2 separate regions of the Homo sapiens genome follow, and region 1 is linked to region 2. Evidence: chromatin contacts called from ENCODE Hi-C or POLR2A ChIA-PET data. All regions are on one chromosome and are shown on one strand. The core of a region is the stretch at or near the end of the contact, and the rest is flanking DNA. Distances in the headings are between cores, read along the strand shown.

Evidence for each region. A loop is a pair of places that touch in the nucleus more often than their neighbours do. ChIA-PET counts read pairs that join two places held with the same protein, here RNA polymerase II (POLR2A). Pooled maps may share reads with other maps.
Region 1: a map with no recorded cell type shows a loop between it and region 2 (2.7-fold over the local background). The contact joins two enhancer-like sites. A Hi-C loop is called at or near these places in 1 of 37 single-sample maps with no recorded cell type and 3 of 50 pooled maps. POLR2A ChIA-PET finds 5 or more read pairs at or near these places in 1 of 52 experiments (HepG2).

Annotation. Positions count from the first base shown.
Region 1 is chr1:212,236,625-212,240,229 of GRCh38, forward strand. LINC02608 (long intergenic non-protein coding RNA 2608) reads right to left here. Exons shown (of 4, transcript NR_125984.1): 2 at 2,283-2,352. Among named protein-coding and RNA genes, the nearest start is that of LINC02608, 47 kb to the right of the region's middle. Within about 2 kb of position 2,172, at least 9 of the 41 ENCODE cell types and tissues checked have a DNase peak (open chromatin) inside an H3K27ac peak, as active enhancers do.
Region 2 is chr1:211,695,967-211,700,026 of GRCh38, forward strand. No RefSeq gene overlaps it. Among named protein-coding and RNA genes, the nearest start is that of NEK2-DT, 22 kb to the left of the region's middle. RefSeq lists a silencer at 3,000-3,059. Within about 2 kb of position 2,589, at least 3 of the 41 ENCODE cell types and tissues checked have a DNase peak (open chromatin) inside an H3K27ac peak, as active enhancers do.

The sequences.
Region 1 (3,605 bases), core at 922-3,421, 540 kb after region 2:
CTTAAAGCAAGCAGAGGGGCGCTAAATCATCTCTAAACTTCCAGGTCTATGATTCTAAGATCTTAATTATCCTAACTGGGAAGGAGAGAAGAAAAGAAAAAAAAAATAGGTGGCTTAGAAAGTGAGCAGAGAGTGTAAAGCTTGGAGATTTTTCTATTTGAGATTTGGCTGCATTTAGAGCCAGTTTTTAAGCATTGCCAGGTTCACCTTTGTAAAAGGCGTTTAGAAATCTGCCACTATCAGATTTAAATCAATCTGGCTAATTGGTGTGATTGGAAAGTTGCAGTGGGGCAAGTAATCAGATTGGTTCCGGAGCCTCCACCCTTTGCTGTGCCTGGGTGCTACCTCCTGCAGGGTAGCATATTCCCAATTTTTGTGGTTTTGCAGTGGCCTCCTTTCCTAAGCCCACTAAGCATTTTCCTGTTCTTTTGCAAGGTCTTCTTTTTGTGTCAGGGTGTGGTGGAGCCACACAGGACTGGCATGATATTCACCACTTGTTACTTATGGAACTTGAACATATTTAACCTCTCTGACCATCAGTTTTCTCATCTGTAAAATGAGACCACATTAACGTAGCTTATAGACTTACTATGAGAATTAAATGTATACATGTGTAGATGATCATATTAGACTTTAATTGAAAAGCTTTCCAGTAGGTGTCTTAGTCTGCTTTCTGTTGCAATAACTAAATCCCTGAGACTAGGTACTTTTTTTTTTAAAGGAATTTATTTGGCTGGGCGCAGTGGCTCACGCCTGTAATCCCAGCACTTTGGGAGGCCGAGGTAGGCGGATCACGAGGTCAGGAGATCAAGACCATCCTGGCTAACATGGTGAAACCCCATCTCTACTAAAAATACAAAAAATTAGCCGGGTGTGGTGGCAGGAGCTTGTAGTCCCAGCTACTTGGGAGGCTGAGGCAGAAAAAAGGAATTTATTTCTTACAGTTCTGGAGGCTGAGAAGTCCAGGGACAAAGGATTCCATCTAGTCGGGGCCTTCCTCTTATGGGGACCCTCTGCAGAGTCCCAAGGCAGCTTGGGACATCACATGGTGAGGGGGCTCATGAGAGAGAACCAACCTGGCTTTTTATAACAGACACACTCTTGTGATAACTAACCCACTCACACAATGATAACCTATTATCCATTAACCCAGGAATGGACTAGTCAATCCAATCATGAGGGCAGAGCCCTCATGACTCAGTCACCTCTGAAAGGCCCCACCTCCTGATACTGTTTCACTGGAGAGTGAGTTTCAACATGAGTTTCAAAGGGGACAGTTTCAAATTATAACAGTAGAATTATGTGCATGTCCAGGTGTGCCATTTAGTAGCTGTGAGACCTTAAACAAATTACTGTGCCTCAGTTTTTTTATCTGTAAAATAGAGATAATAATACTACCTACTTCAATGGTTTTTGGTAATGATTAAATGAGTTAATATGTGTAAAATGCTTGGCATAGTAATTGGCAGATGGTGTGTACTATGTTTTAGCTTTTAATATTATTATTATGCATATTATTATGCAACACACCCAGTCTAATACCTGGCACAGAGGAATGTTAAAAAAAAAAAAAAAAGTTTGAATCCCTGTGCTCTGACACCTTTAGCTCCAAACTTGCTGCTGCTACTCAGGATCTCCTTCCTCTCTAGTTGTCCTGTTTAGCTGAGCCTCTCTCCAGCTTATGTGAAACCGTGTCTTGGTAGCTGCTGGGCAATTAGGCATTCAAGGCCCATGTTTGGTGGCCTAGGTAGGCCAGCAGGCAAGTTCAGGAGGGACTGAATCGGTGAGAAGGACCAACAACTTTCACTGACCTCATGACTTCATTCCCTTTATTTGGGGTTCTAGCCTCAGGACACACCAGAGAGGGAAGCCACGGCGTGTCCTTCAGGCCTTCTCAGGAAGCAGGCTTTCCTGAAGGAAGCAGTCCCTAAAACAGACTTGCACCTCTACATTTTGTCAGCCCTGGCACATGCTGTAGGAGGTTCTGGGTTAGCTTCGATGGGGATGTTTTTTCAAGCCTGCAAACTGCAATAGGTGACAACTTCCAGTCCCAAGAGTTTGGCTGGCTCTGCGTTGAACACAAAGCTTCCACTTGCTGCTGAGGGCTGCTGTGCTCTGCCTGCCTTCCAGGGAGAGTTACTTCTGGAAGGCTGTCATGGAGGGAGGAGAGCTAGGCTGCCGGGCCAGCTGCCCACTACACTGGTTCAAACTGGCTGTGCTGGCTCAACAAGGAAAAGACAATCTCACTAATCAGCAGAATCAATCACAGATTAGGAGCTTACCCTGCGAAGGCACAGTGGAGGGTAAAATGGAACAGAAAACAAAGCCCATGTCCTCAAGGAGTTCGCCAAGCTGGTGGAGGAGACGAAAACACTTAAAGAGTAAACTAATAATAACAGGGTATCCGAAGTCACCAGTTTGTCCTTGCAGGTATCAGTGACCTATAGCACTCCTTAAACTCCTGTGGTTCTAGGTAAAACAAACCTTCCCAGCAGAGGCATAATACTACCTATTCTATACCAGGCATTCTTCTAAAGGCTTTTTAATATATTATTTTGTTTAGTTTTCACAGTGACCTTTTGTAGTAGGTGTTAATCTCCTCATTTTCAGATGAGGAAACTCAGGGTCAGACAGGCAAAGGGACTAACCAGAGATCCTCTAGGTAAGAAGTGATGGAACCAGGATCCAAAGCCAGGTTCTCTGGCTCTGGAGGCTGTCCCTTCACCCTCCAGGTTAAACTAGCCGGAGCCAGGGAGGGCGGCTCTGGGAACCACACTGGATAGGACTCCTTCCTCTCTGACGTTGTGGGGAATCCACTGTTGCCTGCTCCTGCCCTTGCTGACTAAAGGCCTCTTGTGTGTGTTGTGTTCAGTAACTTGAGGGAGAATCTGCTCAGTTTGTCCACCCACCACCCAAGGTAGGAATCCCTCTCAGGGAAGGGGTCTCCTGCCCCCTCATAGGCTTTGGGCCACTCCCAGATGGTTGCTTTTAGGGGAGAAAAGGATGCTAATCCAATCAGTTGTGACCAGGATGGTGGTAGTCACATGGCATAGGGGAATCAAATGGTTCCCCGTAACCATCTGATTGTTAGGAGGAGCTTGCCTAGTGCATGCATCTATAAAGAAGGATGTGACAGCTCCTTCCTCCCTACTTATGCTGTATTGCTGCTGGCTGTGCACTCAGAAGCCTTAAAAAACATACATGTTTGCACATAGTATATTTATAAGACTGTTAATAGTGAAAAATAAATGTAACTATCCAGCCATAGGGGATGTACCTAAACAACAGATTACCATATAACTGTTGAAATCAATGCTATATAAGTATACTTATTAACATAGAAAGATTTTTTTCAGTATGTTGCTAAATGTCAGGATCCACTTGAAAAACAGAATGAATAGTCTGATCCTATTTTCAGAAGGAAAAAATGTATATGTGTGTATAGAAAAACATTTTCATTTATACATCAACATATTAATGGAGGCTGTCTCTGATAGGAAGGATTTTAGGTTATTTAAGTTCTTTTTGCTTATGTGTATTTACATTTTTCTACAGTAAATATACATTTCTTATTTAATAAACCTGTTATTTTTAGAAGATCTAAT
Region 2 (4,060 bases), core at 1,339-3,838:
ATATACATATATACATATACACACACACACATACATACATACATACATATGTATATATATATATATACACACACATATACATGCATACATATATATATATATATATATATTTTTTTTTTAATTGAGACACGGTCTCACTCTGTTGCCCAGGCTGGAGTGCAATGGTGCAATCATAGTTCACTGCAGCCTCAAACTCCTATACTCAAGCAATCCTCCCACTTCAGCCTCCTGAATAATTGTGATCACAGGCACACACCACCATGCCCAGCTAACTTTTTATTTTATTTTATTTTTGTAGAGGCAGGCTCTCGTTATGTTGCCCAGGCTGGACTCAAACTCGTGAGCTCAAGCAATGCTTCTACCTTGGCCTCTCAGAGTGCTGGGATTACAGGTGTGAGCCACCATGCCTGGCCTCATATATTTTATAAATATGAAGGCTCTCTGTACCTCATCCCAAAGGGTGTGGTTTATTACCATCTCTCAGGATTTTACACACTCAGGAAACCCACATACTTCGAGTTCTAGGAACCAAACCCATAGGCCAGAATATGGCTGCCCTCCAAAAAGTACTGTGTGCAGTCTTTGTTGTGAAGTGCCTTCTCAGGGTGGCCCCAAGGTTTTCCCAGACTCTTCCATATTGGTGAGGTTCTGTGTGTCTCCAGGGCTGTCAGAGCCCTCATGCCTCAGCCATCCCTGTAAGGGCAGGAGGACAGGCACAGACAGGTAGACACTGACTCCCTTTCTACCTAGGTCACATGGCACATGGCAGGGCAGACAGGACCACATCCAGACCAGGGCTGTGGTCACCAGGGAAGTCCATTAAACCACTGCATTATGTGACATTCTCTAGAAGGCACCTGGGCAGGGAGGCCAGGGCAACTTAGGTTTAGGGCCAGGTTAACTGCCATGGCTTTTGGGGAGAGAAAGTGACCTAAAATATATAGATACAGGAATTTAATACAAATATGACAGCACACACTTGAATATGATTTGTAGGTTCTGACAACTCAGATGAACCTGGCTTTTCATGAAATCAGCGCTAACCAAAGCGGGCATGTATAGCAATGGGAGCCCTTTCCTTCATCCCAACCTAGATCATTCCCTAATCCCTTTTCTATCCCATCCCACTCAGAACTCAGCTCTCAAGAAGCTCAGTTTCATGATGACCTTGAATTTAATCTACCTTCCCTCGGTGCTTTAAGAGTATTTTTTCTACACTAGATTGATTTACAATGCCTTGTTTGTTTCTTTGTAAGCATTCTTGAGCCTTTCTCAGGCGTCTATGTCAAGGCTTTACCTAAACTAATTGTATTGGGCCACAGCTGTGCACAGGGTAACCAAGAATTCTGGTCTCCCTGGGACCATCCCAGGTTTCAAGTCTGGGCAAACCTCTCAGCCCCAAGAAAACCAAGAGGGTTGGTCAGCTTAGCTATGAAGCTCCTCTTCAGAAGCCTTTCCAGCTGGTCATAGCTAGAGCAGTATTGTCAGTAAGTGGTGTAGACCCTCACATGTGGTCCTTGGAGAGCAACAAGGTGTCCCCTGGGAGCTTATTAGACATGCAGACTCTCAGGCCCCACCCGGCCCTGCTCATCAGAATCTGCTCTTCAGCACAGTCCCTGGGGGCTCCTATGCTTGTCACAGTGGAGAACAGCTGTGCTGGTGGGGAGACTTCCTGCTGAGAAACACAGTGTGGATGACATCTGCTTTTGAGGCACACTTCCAGGGGAGTCCCCCATTTGAACTTAGCCCAAAGCTTTTGGGAAGCCAGTAAAGCACTAGACTAGACCAATTTGAAACCATCCTAACTGGGGCAGAGATCAGTGATAGTCTCCAACAAGGCTCAGGAGGGCTGCAGGCATGTAGGGCACCCAGCAGAGCCCCCACACAGGCCTTTTCTCTCTGAGAATGCAAGGGAAAGAGAGGAATGGCCTCATATCTGCTCTAATTATACATACATATATATATATGTGTGTGTGTGTATCTCTATATATACACATTATATTATATATATACATTATATTTTTTATATGTGTGTGTATATATATATATATATATATATATGAAATTTTTTTTTTTTGAGACAAGATCTCAGTGTTGCCTAGGCTGGAGTGCTGTGGAGCAATCACAGCTCACTGCAGCCTTGACCTCCAGGCTCAAGCAATCCTCCCACCTCAGCCTCTCCAGTAGCTGGGACTACAGGCACTCGTTGCTAGGCCTGGCTAATTCGCTTTTATTTTTAGTAGCGACGGGGTCTCACCATGTTGCCCAGACTGGTCTCAAGCTCCAGAGCTCAAGTGATCCTCCTGCCTCAGCCTCCCAGAGTGCTGGGATTACAGGCGTGAGCCACTGCCACGGGCCTCTAATTTGCATATAATGACAAATGATTCACAGGTGTTGGCACCTTAACTATTGTTAGCTAGAAGTTATTTTTGACACCTCATTTCTGATCTTAATACCCTGCAGTTCTCAACTTGGGTGTTTATCAGAAGCTCTATAGAGCTTGTTGTTGTTGTTTTAAAATGCCTGGGGCACACCTCATACTTCCTGATTCAGGGTCTGTGGTGAGGGTCCAGGTTTCTGTAATTTGGGGATGTCCCCGGGTGGTTCTGAGGGGCACCCAGGGACAAGGCCACCAGGAGAGGATCCTGCGCCGCGTTCAGCCCTGGCCTCTCGCTGCCATGCTGCCTGTAACCAGGTGGGGGCGCCCTCTCCCTCCTGGAGCTGAAGGGACAGCGCCGCCGCTCACCTACCTGGACCCGCACGCTCTTTTTTGCAGAGGGAGGGAGGTGTGGTTTATGAGTCTGGACTCCGGAGAACTCAAACCCTCGGGAGGCCTAGAGACTGCGCAGTGTCCGGATATAGAAATATTGACCCCGTTACTGAAACAGTAACAGCAGACTGCAGCTTTTCATGCACAGAGATGTTCCCGAAGGTGCCACGGGGCCTGTTGGCCCAGGCCTGGGAGTGCTTTCTCAGAGCCCTTCACTCTGCACTTCAGTTTCCGCCCCCCGCCCCCCGTCCCCCGCCCGCTATGACTTGACTTTGAGAAGAGCTCAGGTGAGGTGAAGGCTCAGTGCAGGACTGTGGGACTTTTTCTCATAAAGTGTCATGAAAGCTCCTCCTAGGAGCCTTTGTGGACACAGCCTCCCCTACGGTGCCCTTGGGGCTTTAGAGGTGAGCTTCCAGGGGCCGGGCGACCCGCACTCCCTTCCCTCTAGACCAGATGGAACTGAAGGCGCTGCGGCTGAGGAGCTGCCTGTGGAGCACAGAGCGGGGCACAGCGACAGAGAGGGCAGGCAGGGGGCCTGGCTCCAGCCCCGGCTTCCTAGGAAGTTGTGACCCTACGGCCCTCTCGGGACTCAGCTGTCCTTTCCATGTAGGATGGGTTGGTGCAGGTGATCTCCGCCTTGTGCTCTGGCTTCAGCAAGCCGTGATTCCCCGAGTGCTTTCATGTGGAGAAGGGTCCCTGTCCGCTAATGCCCCGGCAGAGAATACACGCAGGGCACATGCGTGCAAACAGACTTAGGACCCAGGTTCTGAGGAGTACGTTCCGGAAAGCTCATCTGCCCTTCTTCCCTGCTGGAGGCACAGGCCACTCCCACCCCAGCAATGGTCCCAACACTGGGGACTCTCACCCATCAATGTCCTTGATGTGCCAGGCACTGTGCAAACTCTTTGCACATGAATCTCACTCCACCCTTCCCACAACTCCATGAGGAAGTATCACTATCCCCATTTTGTTTTATCTTAGTTTTAGAAGACAATTTTTATGTCAGTTTAAGCTATCAAATGTACCAGGTCTGCTGAAATGTATAATTTTTGCCTTTTTCCCTGTTGGACTAAAATAGGGCCAATTGTGTCACCATTTGGCTTATAAAGTATCAAGCATTTTTCCATTAAGAATGAACAGATCACCGGGTGTGGTGGCTCATGACTGTAATCCCAGCACTTTGGGAGGCAGAGGTGGGCGGATCACAAGGTCAGGAGTTCGAGACCAGCCTGGCCAATATGGTGAAGCCCTGTCTCTACTAAAAATACAACAATTTGCCGGGCATGGTGG